Linked DNA regions of Mus musculus: region 2 is linked to region 1. Evidence: chromatin loops called from intact Hi-C (ENCODE). Cell type or tissue: left cerebral cortex. All regions are shown on one strand. Links, peaks and the distances in the headings refer to the core of each region. The heading gives the core; the rest is flanking DNA.

Region 1 (7,629 bases), core at 1,583-6,582:
GCATGCTTTAATTGAAAAGCAATAGGAAACCCCTGTAAAGATTAAGTAGGGAGAGAATATGATTTTGATTGATTTCAAAGTGAGCTCTCTGGGTGCTTCATTGGGATGCAATAGAAGAGACTGAGACTAAGGAGCACGTTAGGTGATAGGTTAGAGTAAGGACAAAGGAGGTCACAGGAAGGCTCCCATATCTTGGGATGCATCAATGTTGACTCTGCATGAGTTTTTTTCTAAGTCCAGGGCTCTATCATTCAGCATTCCCTGGTGTAGGTCAGTAGGGAGTATTGTCAGAACCATAACAGATGAGCCTGAAGCCGTGAGAGATTGCTTATGCTTGGCAATACCCTTTGATTGATATGCCTCTTTTCCTTGCATGTATTTCAAATCACCAGTGCGTATGCCTTCCTCGAGGGTACTCTCCCTGATGCTTATCTAATGCTTCATGCAGGTTCTCTACTCTCTCTTCTGTCCTCCTCTAGCCTTTTTGGTCAGACATTTTTCCAAAGTTACTTTGCCTACTCAGCGGCCTGCCCTGCTTTGGCTATCATACAGAGTTGGTTGGGTCTACATCGTTTATCTCTACTGCAGAACCCAGGGCTGCCTTACCTCATGTGCCGGATATGGGAAAGAATGAGAAGGAGCTGAGCTAGGCGGCGATGCTGCTGCTGCAGAGTCAGGCCAGCTTTGGCCATCAGGTGGATCAAAGTGTCTGTGATCTTGTCCAGGACACGGTGGATGTGGTCCTTCTCTTCCAGAGACTTCAAGGTGCTGGACAGAAACGTGTACACTCCTGAATACACAGGGAGAGAGAAAGATTCATAAAGGATATGGTCTTGGAGACAGAAACATTCCGGAGATGACATGATGGGCCAGGGAGCTTTCTCTGAGACCTCCACATCACTGAGAATTCAGTGGACATGTTTGACACATTTGACAAGAGATTATCATGAATATGCACATTTATCATGAATATGCACATCTTTCCACATCAAGAAGCCAGGATAGCCTCTTGTGTCTAATCCAAGATTCTCTAGAAAGGACTATTGATATTGCAGCCATAATGGTGGCATGATCATTCCTTCTTGGGTAGATTTAATGTCAACACGAACTGTTCATTCAATGCTGACCACAAACTCGAGAGGAAACCATCATTGCTTCCTTGGAGGGACAGAGAGATGTGCTACTTACAAAGAGAACATAAGTGGAATGATGGGATACTTAGACTGCACTCAGTATGCCAACTCCCATATCTGGTAACGATGGGCAGACAGTTCCCCAGGAAACACAAGACACACATTATAATATGCTTCACAAGCAGTTATGAATAATTGGCTAAGTGATTAGAAGGTAATTGCTTAAGGTGGAAGTTATTTTGCTTCTACATATATTTGCTTCCACTAACATAAGTCTACACATATTTCAGTCTTTACTGAAGAGTGTATGACATGGGTGTGGCTAGAAGACTTTAGGAACGGCTGTTTTTCCTGACAGGCAAGCATGTCTTCTCTTGACCTTCTATGGCCTCTGCAAAAGGCAGGCTGGGCAGAGCCGTTCATGTTGTTCATTTCACCTGACCAGTAGTAGTCCTGAGTTAGGGACTACTCTATGGAGAGAAGCAAGGAGGCCATGAGGAGCACTGAGGACTATGGGAAGGAATGCTGAGAATGATGGCAAGGCGGGAGGGAGCATGATGGTCTCAGCTCGTCTCTCAACTCCACTTGCCCTCTCTGGTGGAAATAAGCTCCTCTATTCTAACTACACAGCCTTACAGGGCACACATGATGCTGGATTACCACAGGGTTAGGATAACACAGCAGTGCGGTTTCATATTTTGTTATCACTCACTGACATAAATGCTTATGTTGTGGTAAGTGACAACCTGAGGGTTGAAAACAAAGAAAATATCTATCCTGAGGAGGAGTTCACAGGACACAACTGTAGTTGCCCAGAGTAGAAAATGGCCATGTTTAAAACAAACAAAAACAACAGAACAAGACTGGCCCAAATATTGGTTGGTGTGTATCTCAGGAGAATCTCAGAGCTTCTGGCACAGACAGGCACATTGATCCATAGTAGAAACTGCACTGAATACAAAGCAGGTAAGGGCTTAAGAAAGAAACTGTGCATAAATTATAACGTGAGTCCCAACCTTTATTTTTCTGACCTGTTGTTTTCTTAAATGCTCGTGTGTTCTCGTTTACCTTGGCAGATTATGTCCCACTTTTGACCATATTGCCTGTTTTCTGGACACTGAATACCAGACACTGCCCTGTACTAAGTTTGAACTCTATCTACTTTTTAATGTTATCCTCTTTTATTTCTTTAAAAACAAAAACCCAAAAGGTCATTTCTTTAATAGGAATTTTTTTATGTTACAAATACAATATACAATCACAAGGGGGATACTTTTTAAAATTGTAAAGGTCAAAAAAATAAACAGGACCAAAAGTTGGGGGATCATTATACGATATGCATTCTTGACATGCTTCTACTAGCAGCTTCCTGGTGGGCTGGTCAGGGTAGATTGAAGAGTCCATCCTTTTTGACTCATCCTGTTTCCTAATACAACTCAGTCCAACTTGGCTGAATTGTTGATGGGAGTTCTTACATTGTTCTCCAATAGCTACACGGGTGAGAACTGCATTAAATATCCACAGAAAAAGGCATGTTCAAGGTTCTGGTTTGTGTTGGGGATCTCAAACCCTCCTGGTAAAAACCCACTGCAGACTTTCTTAGTGCTGGGATCCAAGTGCAGAGATTTCTGTCTACTAAAGAGTTTTCCCCCTGAGCCCCATAACCCACTATCTCTTTTTAATTTATTTCTTAGCTTATTTTTTATCTTTATTTCATGAAGGTCTAATTGAATAAGGTGTGACTGTAGACTGTTGACAAATATTTCAACTCATAAAGCTATCATCCAGCTCAACGTGTGAAGCTTCTCAGGCCCAGAGTAATCCTGCCTTGCCTCATTCCAAGCTAATGAAGCCATTTGTCTTTACCCAGAATATCCACTCTTCTGCTCATGTCAGAAATCAGCATTGTGTATGAGAGTATAACCAGCCATTTATATGGGATGTATATTCTTATCCTTTTGCAAGTTACCACCAGGTTAATCTAGTGAATTGCTTCTACATTCTGAAGCTGTGATGGACCCTCACCCCTACTATAAAAAAATTAACAACTTCCTGCGTTTCACTGGATTTCTCTTTATCCCTCCATGCACTATAACATGTAACATTTGAAACCCAGTTTTTCCAGGAAGCTACAGATAAACCCTGAGGGTTGTCACCTCAGTTGATACCATGGTGCATTCCAGGGTCCACCTGAACTGTGTTCTTGTTCACAAGCTTATAGAGCCTTTTATTTTTATTAGATCACCATTTGAACTTCTTGAAAATCATGCACAAAAAATATGTTTCATACATATCATTTTTGAGGAATGAATGAATGAGTGAATGAGTGGATGAGTGGATGAATGAATGAATGAATGAATGAATTGCCCAAGAAACAAGAAATTGGTATAGGCTTTGTAGCCTGAATCTTGTGCTTCCATAGTGGGTGTTTTTCCTTATTGCTAGGCATTGCTAGTGTTAAAACTGTACTTTTAGATATTTCTTATGAATCCAGTATTACTGTAATGTATGTTCATTATAAAACTGTTAAGTTATATACACACATATAGTTATATATACACGTTGTTTCCTAAAAACTGTTACATTTTACACTTCTGCAGTGAAATTGACAAACAGCACATTTTTAAGAGTTGCTTTAAAAAGACAGAGAAATGCCTGGATTACGTTCTGCCTAGATTCCATGTGACAAAGATTCTGCCTAGATTCCGGTGTCAAAGAAAGAGGGAGTCCATCAGAAAATGAAGTAAGTGTCTAGTGGCCATGGGGTTAGCTCGAACATTGCAGGTGTCAGGGAGGTGTGCCTTGGTGGACCGGTGTCAGCACTGACCTCAGCTGAGCTCCCCATGGCTCTGCCTCTTATATTCTGTGTGTCATCACCGATATCACTGTCTTGTCTCCTAGAAGCCTTACCACAGAATGAATGGACTGAGAACCTGCCCAGACCCTAACCTCAGTTAGTCCAAACTGAGTGATGAAATTTTGAACTATGTCTTTTTCTGTTATGACCCAGGATACTGGTTTTATTCAACAGTAACCCCTTTCTTGTTCAAAAAATCTTAGAAAGTACCATCTAATAGCTTGGGGATTCGTGCCAAGGGAGGTAGCCCACATTGTCCCTTCCCTCTCTACTGTGCACTGTGTAACAAAACACACTTGTGGTGAACTTCAACAGAATCTATGGCCAGCACAGGTTTTTTTTTGGGGGGGGGAGCGGGGTAGTGGTTTGGTTTGGTTTGGTTGGCTTTGAATGCAAGAAAAAGACACAACAGTCTGACTCAGCGAGCCATTTTTTTCTTTTGGGCTGTCACCTCTGGGTTCTCTCATAGTGCACATGACTGTCTGGGTTCCTTCTTCCAGTAAGAAGCTATTGAGAACTTACTCTGTTATCTGGCAGGGATTCCAAGGTTTATATCCTTTGAGGAGTTAATATTTTAACAGACGATTCTGCCCAAGGAGAGAGAATCTTTTTAACGCCACCTCCCAGAATGGAGAACATCACTCTGAGTAAGCCTGTTTTTCTAGTCCTGCTTTGGCACCAGCTCAACTTATCATCTCATCCTTGTCAGCAGGCACTTCCTAGCTGTGCAAATATACATCGAAATAAAAATACAGCCCTGACCAAATGACAGTAACTGACAACAGCCACCATGATCCTTTTGGACTTTCCTGGCAACACACAGTCCCTGTTTGCTGCCTGATGCCTTTAAGGAGCTGTTTAAGAAGCAAAAGCCACCCAGAGTCCCAGAATGTTTCAGGTGCTCTGGCAACCACTGCTAACAAGCATGAGTACAACAAAGCTGCCAGTTTATCTGTGTCTCAGGCAGTTTCTGCCCTGTACCACACCATGATTTCCAGAAGCCAGGAGTCAGTGTGTAGAGAGTAAGGACCTTCAGAAAGACACAACAGGCCAGGCGCTTTGTAGTCTGTGCCAAACCCCAAAGGTGGGGAGTCTGTCTTGAAGCATAGTTAGCAAACCTTAACTTATCCTGCCACCACTGGGAGAGATAGGAAGACTCTGTAGGGGATTTAGTAAGAGGAGAGAATGACAGGGAAACCACAAGGACACCCTCAAGTGTAAGGGACTCTAGTATGTGTGTGTGTGCATGAGTGCATGTATGTATGTGTGTATGTGTGTATGTGTGCTTGTACTAATACATGTATGTACATATGTGTATATGTGTATTTATGTGTCTGTGTGAGAGAAACAAAGAAACATATGAACAGATACACAGAGACAGACAGACAGACAGACACACAGAGAGAGACCTACAGACAGACAGGGCAGACAGGGGTGTGAACTTATTTTTGCTTGAGACTGGACTTCATCCAGCTGCCTGGGATAGTCTTGAATTTACTCTGCTATCTAGACAAGCTGTAAACTTGGAAGCCTCCGGACTCAAACTTTTTAGTAGCTAGGACTATAAGACTACGATACCGGGGCTGCCTAGAGATCTTGAGATAATATGGCTTTTCTTCAGGCTCATGTGACCTCAACTATCCTTTATTCTACTGCAACACTCTTGCAGGTTCTCTTTACATCTGGGCCTCACAGGAACATTTTTTTTCCAGCTTCTTTCTACCCAACGGAATTGTTGAGAAGTTTAAGGAAGACTGAAGTACACCCATCCATGGATATACCCAGGAGGAAGCTGAAGCAATGGCTGGGCTCTTGGCCTCCTCTGACATAGACCTCACTGAGGAGGCTCCTCTGTGCTGAGCGCTGAGGCCTTGGGCTTACCAGCTGCTGGAGGGCAAATTCTTCCAGCAAGGCAATCTTAACTGTTGTTGTTGTTGTTGTTTCCCCAAAGGGAATAATGTAGTAGCTGACCTTGGGGAGGTTCTTCAATCTACAGCAGGTTGATATAAAAATGAAAAGAAGCAGGAATGATTTCAAAGGGAAACGATGATCAATAATACGAAGTCCAGAGTTGTAAGTCACCTGGACCAGAACTGACACTCAGCTTTGATCAGGAGAAAGTTGTAGTCTTCATGGCTGACTAAGTGATGTATCAGCACATGGGGGGTCACCACAGAGAAGTATCTCTACAAGCAATGTCTTTTCTCATTAGTGCCTTGGAGGCATATCACAATGTCATCAGTCCCAGTCAGGTCTCCGGTTCACTTTGATTGACATTTGTTTGAGGGGCAGTGCTGCTCCTGATGCAGTCTTTAGTCAGTATGGTGGTTTGAATGAGATGCTTCTGCCATGAGTCTTTGGCATTTGAATATGTGGTAAACATTTGGTGGTCCTGTTTGAGGAGGCTGAGGAGGTTGGTTTTGCTGGAGGAAATATATCACTGGGGGGCAAGCTTTGAGGTTTCAAAGACCACCGTGTATGGTTTCAGTTGCATCCTGTTTGCAGTTTAAGGTATGAACTCTCAACAACTGCTCCAGGCACCATAGGTGCCACCTGCTGTCTCTACCATGAACCCTAACCATCTGGAAACAAACTTTTCTATTGTTGTACAGCAACAGAAAAGCAACTAATAGGGACAGTTGTATTACACAGTAACATGGTTGCTGCTGTTATTTAGCAGGAAGAGTTATTCTAGATGTTCTACAAAGTACTGGACAGACAGTCCCAGGTACTAATGTTTCCCTCTATGCTGTACCTCTCTGGAAAGGCCTGTTACATGTATGTACTATAAATACAAATTTGAAGTAAAAAAGTTTTGAAAAGAGATCTGAGATTAACTGGCAGAACACTTGAATACCATATTTAAGATCTTGATTTTGGTCTGTATTTATAAACACAAACACACACACACATGCATGAGCATATACATGTCTCAAAAGATGTAGCATGCAGATGAGTTTATAGTGAAGAGAGTTATTAAGAATGTCTTCACCAGGGGGCTGGTGAGATGGCTCAGTGGGTAAGAGCACCCGACTGCTCTTCCAAAGGTCTGGAGTTCAAATCCCAGAAACCACATGGTGGCTCACAACCATCCATAATGAGATCTGACTCCCTCTTCTGGAGTGTCTGAAGACAGCTACAGTGTACTTACATATAATAAATAAATAAAAATAAAAATAAAAATAAAAATAAATTAAAAAAAAAAAGAAAGAATGTCTTCACCAGGGTAGAACCTCATGAAGATCCACCCTTGGCTGAGGAATTACTGGCAGTTAGGGGCTCCTGGTGATGGCAAAAGTAGTCATTATTTTAAACGTGATGTAGCTATGAATAAGCTGCCCATGTTCTAGTAAATAAGCCTGCATCCATGCCCACGTAAGAAACCCTAATTAAACTCAGTGAGTCATTAAAGAAGACATTAAAGCAAGAGGAGACTTCTGGGAAATAGAAGGTGTTGAGAGGAGATTGAAGGAGGAAATGGAAGAAGGAAGACTGGGCTAGATCAAAATATACTACACACATGTATAGAATTTTCAAAGAATAATTTGGATTTTTAAAAACAATATTTGAGCCATTATTTCAACTAGGGGTACCATGTAAATGTTGCAGCTGTCCATTTACTTGAATTGATTTCAGTGT
Region 2 (7,629 bases), core at 1,266-6,265, 400 kb after region 1:
AACCACTAAGCCATTTCTCCAGCTTCCGAAAGCTTTGATTTTTTTTTTTTTTTTAAAGACAGGGAGAGTCAGGTAGCATGAAAGCAATGCCAAAGAGGAGGACCATAAAATGAGATAAAACCCACTGATGAGAGTTGCCCCAAACACCTGTATGGCAGTAGGCAACATAGCTTCTTTTTCTGTTACTGTGATAAATGTCCAAGCAAAAGCAACTTAATGAAGGAGTGATATGCTTAGGCTCAGTTTGAGATGGGGAAATCCTCATGAAGGGAATCTCCTCTGGAGGGGAAGTCCTCATGGAGGAAGTCCTCATGGAGGGGAAGTCCTCAGGGAGGAAGTCCTCATGGAGGGGAAGTCCTCAGGGAGGAAGTCCTCATGGAGGGGAAGTCCTCATGGAGGGGAAGTTCTCATGGAGGAAGTCCTCATGGAGGGGAAGTCCTCATGGAGGGGAAGTCCTCATGGAGGGGAAGTACTCATGGAGGGGAAGTCCTCATGGAGGAAGTCCTCATGGAGGGGAAGTCCTCATGGAGGGGAAGTCCTCATGGAGGGGAAGTCCTCATGGAGGAAGTCCCCATGGAGGGGAAGTCCCCATGGAGGGGAAGTCCTCATGGAGGGGAAGTCCTCATGGAGGAAGTCCTCTGGAGGGGAAGTCCTCATGGAGGAAGTCCTCATGGAGGAAGTCCTCATGGAGGGGAAGTCCTCTGCAGGGGAAGTCCTCATGGAGGAGGTCCTCATGGAGGGGAAGTCCTCATGGAGGGGAAGTCCTCATGGAGGGGAAGTCCTCTGCAGGGGAAGTCCTCATGGAGGAAATCCTCATGGAGGGGAAGTCCTCATGGAGGAAGTCCTCATGGAGGGGAAGTTCTCATGGAGGAAGTCCTCATGGAGGGGAAGTCCTCATGGAAGAAGTCCTCATGGAGGGGAAGTCCTCATGGAGGGGAAGTCCTCATGGAGGGGAAGTCCTCATGGAGGAAGTCCTCATGGAGGGGAAGTCCTCATGGAGGGGAAGTCCTCATGGAGGGGAAGTCCTCATGGAGGGGAAGTCCTCATGGAGGGGAAGTCCTCTGCAGAGGAAGTCCTCATGGAGGGAAGTCCTCTGCAGGGGAAGTCCTCATGGAGGGGAAGTCCTCATGGAGGCAAAGTCCTCATGGAGGGGAAGTCCTCGTGGAGGAGGTCCTCTTAGAGGGGAAGTGGCCATGAAGCAAAACATCATGAGGAGAAGAACAGACATCAGAGCTGGAAGCTTGGGTCACATTGTGTCTGCAGCCAGGAGGAAGAGACTTACCAGTGCTCAGGCTTAATTGGTTTCCTCTTTTCATTCAGTCTAGGATCCAAGCTCAGGAAATGGGGCCACACTCCCATAGGGCAGCTCTTCTCACCTCAGTGAATCTAACAGGATGATCCCTCACAGACTGACTCAGAGAGCAACCTAATGGAAATAAATCCCTTACAGGTGTGCCTGGAAGCTCGCCTCCTTAAGTGATTCCAGATCAGCTGGCTAGGCTCCTTCCCTGGAGGCATGCTGAAAATGGCTGCTCCTGAGGCTCTCAAGCCTGTCTGTACCCTTAAGGAGACTTACAAATGTCTAGAGCTAATTCATACCCTCACAGGTCCTGGTCTCTGAGGAGAGGCTGCGTATCAACATTTTTTAATCTCCATGAGATTCTACTGTACAGGGAGAGGTAAAAGTGATGGACCCAAATTCTTTTTAAATTTTATATTATTATTTATTTTATGTGTGGGAGCCTTGCCTATGTGTATGCCTATGCACCTGCATGAATGCTTGGTGCCTAAAGCAACCAGGAGGGGGCGTTGATCCCCCGGAACTGGAGTTAGAGATAGTTGTGAGCTGCCATATGGATGCTGTGCATCAAACATGGGTCTACTTGAAGAGTAGCCAGTGCTCCTAACCACTGAGCCCTCTTTCCAGTCCTGGACCCACCTCTTCTACCATTGCTAAAAACCTGTTCCATTGCATCCCATTCATACGCAATCAAAGCCGACCACAACATCACTGGCGCCTCATATGGCCATTTCCACATACTTACTTCCTGCCTTTTCTATTACGTTTGTTCTAGCTTATTCTTCTCGTTTTTTAACCTATTCAATAGTACAACTCAAGAGAATGTGTGAATTTTCCTTAGTCAAAAACAGCTAACTCCTAAGAATCAGTTCGGGCCCTTGAGAAAATAAAGCTGAGACAACTCGAGATTCCGGATTCACCCCAAACCCTCCTCCCTCTGAAGACTGTGTTAAAGAAATTATACCAGGTTTGCAGCACAAATCTATTATTGTCAATATGGACAAAGAGGCGAATAAACAAACCAAAGAGAAAAAAGAAAGGAAGGAAGGAAGGAAGGAAGGAAGCAAAAGAAAGAGTGAGCCATGTTCATTTCAAGCCACTGAGAAACACAGGCCAAAAGAAAAATAAAATCAGTCAACCTTTGCCAAGTCAGAAAGAACAAACCAGCAGGGCCTAGTGTTCTGTATTCGGCTTTTAAAGGGTATTTCAAACAATAGAGAACAAACACTGCGTAATCACACCAAAGGTTTACAAACAGCACAGCTGACTAATGCAACAAAGTCAGCCAACCAGTGGCTGTCCCTACAGAAACGCCACACCCTGTGCTGCACCTGTGACATGCCCTGCCACTGCTGGCACCAATTCAGGGAGCCTCTCCTGGCAGAGAAATATTCCTGTCTCCTGGCTAGTTCTCATCCTCATGTGGGAGACAGTCTTGAGACCTTGTAAGAAAGTACGAGAATTCCCACTTTCCAGGAAGGGAAATCAAGGCAGGAAGAGATTAATCCCTCTGTTAAGGAAGCAGAGGTTAAAATGTCTGGGTCTCCAGGAATACTAGGGACCAGCTGGATTCGTGGTATCATGGAAACCAAATGCTCCCCTCAAGAGACTCGGGGTTCGGAATTGCTTGTTCTGAAGCCTAGCTCGGACATCTCTTCTTTTGCAGAACTCTTCCCTGCTCTCTGCCTTTGGTTTTTCTTTCCTCATACTCTACACTCATTTCCAGGTTGTCTACAAAAAAAATCGAACATGGTTATAATTAGCCCCAGGGAAGTAGCCAAAAGCCTCTTTCTTCTCCTAGGAGTTGGGGGCATCCATGTGCCTTGAGGTAAACGACCATCTGCTAGGATTTGAGGATGTTCTTGATTACAGTCTCTCTAGTAATTTACATGAGTAGAGAGGGAAGATGGGGAGGGCTGCAAACCGGAGCTCTCCAGAACGCCTTCCCATGAGGGATGCTAAATTCAACGTGTGAGGGTGCCAAGTCAGGGGAGAGGAGGCTGCCCGTGTGTTGGCTCAGCTCATTAGCACGGTTTGAAGATACTTATGATGAGACCGCACGGGGCGCACGCTGTGTTGCCAGTAAGTAAACCGGAGCTAGAAGCTACACGTCTTAAGTGCTTGTGAAAAATCTTCCAGAAGATGGACTATGTCACCAGACCCTGATCCTCATCCAAGTGGTCCAAGTGTTCTCAATTTGGGTCAGTATTTGTTAATGGGAACGAGAGCCTCCTTAGCAAATCCTGGTCAAGAGAGATGGGTGGGTGGGCTTCCTCCAGTCTCAGTTCATTTGCAGCCACTGCCCTTAGAAGATCCAGCAGGATTGAAAGGTACAAAGGGAACGTTAGTGAAGTAGGGTCCGGCCATTTCTTTCTCTACTTTTATTTTAACCAGGCTCTTTGAGTACCTCCACATCTGTGTACTGTGTACTGTGTACTGTGTAGTCTGTACTTCTGTGTACTGTGTACTGTGTATTGTGCAGTCCTTCATCTCCTGCTCCCGGTACCTTCAGTCGTCTCTGGTGTTTCTTTCTTCCCTCCCTTCTCAGCTACAATTGAAGCCCTGATTCCTCTTCCTAAGTTATCGCCTCTCCACAGACACCGTGAAATCCAAGGACAGATGCTGGCCTTCCATTCCATAGACCTCGGTTGGCTCTCTGCTGCCCCCATCTGGTCCATACAAGAATTTCCTGTTGTGATCTTACCCTTTAAAATTTAGAGTCTGGATTTCTTTTGTTGTTGTTGTTTTTGGTGGTTTTTTTTTTTTTTTTTTTTTTTTTTTTTTTTTTTTTTTTTTCGAGACAGGGTTTCTCTGTATAGCCCTTTGAAAATCAGGCTGGCCTCGAACTCAGAAATCCGCCTGCCTCTGCCTCCCGAGTGCTGGGATTAAAGGCATGTGCCACCACCGCCCGGCTTAAGAGTCTGGATTTCTGAAGGCAATTTGAATGTTGCTAATTACTTCTCACTATAACTTTACTTAACTTACGGACCCCAAACTATTCTTTTTTTTTTTTTTTTTTTTTTTTTTTTTGAGACAGGGTTTCTCTGTATAGCTCTGGCTGTCCTGGAACTCACTCTGTAGACCAGGCTGGCCTCGAACTCAGAAATCCGCCTGCCTCTGCCTCCCGAGTGCTGGGATTAAAGGCGTGCGCCACCATGCCCGGCCCCCAAACTATTCTTAATGTATAATGACAAATTATACTACAAAGTTATGAGCTATATCAGGAAGCACCTTGTGGTTTTGTTCTGTTTTGTTTTGTTTTTAATAAGTGGAAAACAGTGGTATTCTAAGAATTTTTTTAAATCCTATAGGCTTTTTCAAATCACTAGAACATTAGAATCATTGGTACGCTTATCCTAGAGTCATAACATTCATATTTTCCTCTCGTTCTACTTCAAATACCCAATGGTGGTAATAAGACAGTTAGGGATGGATAACAGGGGAGAAGGAGGAAGACAGAAATTATCTGGAACTCCCCAGACACTTAGCAAACGTCTTAGAACACATCCCAGCATCTTAACCACAGCCCTAGCCATATAACCATTTGTTTTTGTTACTGTTCTATTGCCGTGACCAAGACAACTTATAACAGAAAGCATTTAATTGTGGGCTTGCTTACAGTTTCAGAGGGTGAGTCTACGGCCATCATGGCAGGGAGCATGGCAGCAGGCAGGCAGACATGGCCCTGGGGCAGTATCTGAGAGATCATATCTTAGCCACAAGACAGAAGCAACAGGAAGAGAAGACTGGGCCTGGCTTGTGCTTTTGAAACCTCAAAAGCCACCACACACACACACACACACACACACACACACACACACACACACGCACTCCGACACTCCTCCTCCAACAAAGCCACTCTTCCTGGCCCTTCCTAAACAGTCCTGGGAAACAGACCTTCGAATATAAGAGCGTGTGGGGTTCATCCATATCCAAGCCATCACATTCTACTCCCTGACCCCCAACAGGCTTATGGCCACATCATAATGCAAAGTGCCTCCCGTCCAGCATCAAAAGCTTCAATAGTTTTTCAAAGTCTCCACACTGTTTAAAAGTCCAAAGTCTCCTCTGTGACCCAAAGCTATCCTCTTCACTGTAAATATCTGTAAAACTAAAATGTGAATTCCATTCTTCCAACGGCACAGAATAGACATTACCATGCAAAATGGGGGGGGGGGGGAGGGAACGGTGAAGAAATGCAGGACCAAGGCAAGAGTGGAACCCAGTAAGGAAACCTCCAAATCCTGCATTGCCATGTCTGCAGTCAAAGAGCCCTTCAGATCTCCTATTCCTTGCAGATTTCTTAACTGCAGCACCCTCCTCTCCTGTGGGCTGATCCCACACCCTGCCTGTAGCAGTCGTTGGCAGGTATCCCAAGGTGCTGGCATCTCCAACATCTGGGGTTCTCCAACACAATCCAGACTTTATGTTCATCACTTCAGGAAATGGCTTCTCTAGGTTTCCTGTGGGAAGCCACATGTGCCGTTGCAGAGTGGCACTGACTACTGCTGGCCACCACGCATAAGTTTGGACAAACAACCAATGTGTACATATGCAGTAAAGTTTTTTGCAAAGACACTGCCTGGCCCGGGCATGATAATGAGGTTCTGTAAGGTACTGAGAGTATAACCAATCAGATGTGAGACATGCAAATGAGGTATGATAATGAGGTTCTGTAAGGTACTGAGAGTATAACCAATCAGATGTGAGACATGCAAATGAGGTATGATAATGAGGCTCTGTGAGGTACTGAGAGAGAGTAGCCAATCAGATGAGGAACATGCAAATGAGGCATAGTGCATAACCAATCCGGGTGTAAGACACACCTCTCCTAGACCTATAAAAGCAGCACCAGTTCTGGGCTTGGGGTCTTTTCGCCTCTACAATCAAGCTCTCCCAATAAACGTGTGCAGAAGGATCCTGTTGCAGCGTCGTTCTTCCTGGCCAGTCGAGCACGCGCAAGAGTTTCCATGCAGAAACTTCACAGGCTTGGCCTCAACAGCTCCCCTTAAGCAGGGACGAAGAGTCCACAGCCCTCTCTCTACTCCTGTATCTTTCTTGATAAAGCTAGAAAGTCGTGGCCAAAACTGACGTGTTCTTCTACTTGCTTGAGCTGGAATCTGACCCCTCCCTCCCTGAATCACATCTGCATCACTTTGACTTATTGGTGGTTTCCTTTCTGCAAGTTTTAGATGATCAGGGTGGGGCCCATGGCAGCGGGGAGGAGAGATTTACCTGGCAAGTCTCCCTAGAAATAATAAGTCACTAAAATTAACCTAAGAAATTGTAGGGAAGGCTGAGTAGCTCAGCTGCCATGGCAAGCAGGGAAGGCTTCTGAGGAACTGTCTTTGAAAATGAACCTGCACCCTAAGAGGATGTCAGTGGAGTCCTGTGTCACCCAGAAGGAGATCAGTGGCAAAGACCTTTTTTCCCCTCAGGCCCCAGCGTGAAACTAAAACCCTGGATACCCCTCCCACTTCCTTCACACTCAAAACCAGATTGCCTGACAACCTGGCCCAGCTGGCTTTGGGAGCCATGCAAACCCTAGATCCAAGGCTTCAGATGATGCACAGCAGGGTCAGGCAGGGTCAGGCTTTGGGTTGCTTTTAACATCCCCACTGACTGTAATTTAACTACTCTGTGCCTCAGTTTCCCAGCTAGGAGACTAAGAGCAGCCCCACTGAGGGCTACACCCAAGGAAAACAGAGTGAGAAGTAAAGTGAGACTATCAACTTCCAGTTTAGGAGCCTGTACTAAGACAACCTCTTCTCCACCTCTGTAAAAAGCCCCAGCCCTTTTCACTGCCCCATCTCCTCCCAGAGCATCACTGTACCATTCCCCTGAGACCCATTCTGTACCCCTGATCTGCCCCTGCATTCTTCTACACTGGAGGTAAAGGAAAACTGGTTATATTTCCAATGTACAACACAAGTGTTTGGAGATACACATGCACACATATACGCTCATACATATTGAATGATCACTATGTTAAGGCCATTTAAAATAGCTGTGGTCAGAACAGAAGTCAGCTGCCTCACCCCATAGTCTGCTGTCTCTGCCACCTTTTCATTATAAGCACGTGTTTCTTCGACAATCAAACTTTAGGGCCCCTCCAGACTGTTTTATCTTTGAGCCCTTTATCCTTTGCCCAAAAACGTATTTAATGACATTTACCTACTATATAAACATATGCATATAACACGATATGCCTATAGGCAAACACATCGATTCTTTTAAATTGGTCTTCCCCATGGCTCTGGAAAAGCAGGCTTCCTTCTGAAGTCACTCCTAAATGACCTTGCCACGGCTTATTGGAGTAGATCCGTGGG

Evidence for each region. Hi-C counts contacts between places; a loop is a spot of excess contacts. Peaks named below come from ENCODE experiments on the same cell type or tissue, not always from the same donor. Only the 100,000 strongest peaks of a DNase experiment are listed, where the experiment ranks them.
Region 2: a loop joins it to region 1, with 1.9 times the contacts of the local background. A loop is called at or near these places in 2 of 42 quality-filtered maps.

The regions. Positions count from the first base shown.
Region 1 is chr10:4,990,991-4,998,619 of GRCm38, reverse strand. Esr1 (estrogen receptor 1 (alpha)) reads right to left here. Exons shown (of 9, transcript NM_001302531.1): 8 at 607-790. Among named protein-coding and RNA genes, the nearest start is that of Esr1, 280 kb to the right of the region's middle. In left cerebral cortex, for the core only: no CTCF peak of the experiment used is centred there; a DNase peak (open chromatin) is centred at 4,662.
Region 2 is chr10:4,594,777-4,602,405 of GRCm38, reverse strand. No RefSeq gene overlaps it. Among named protein-coding and RNA genes, the nearest start is that of Esr1, 110 kb to the left of the region's middle. In left cerebral cortex, for the core only: a CTCF peak has its summit at 3,963 (motif pointing left); DNase peaks (open chromatin) are centred at 3,290 and 3,944.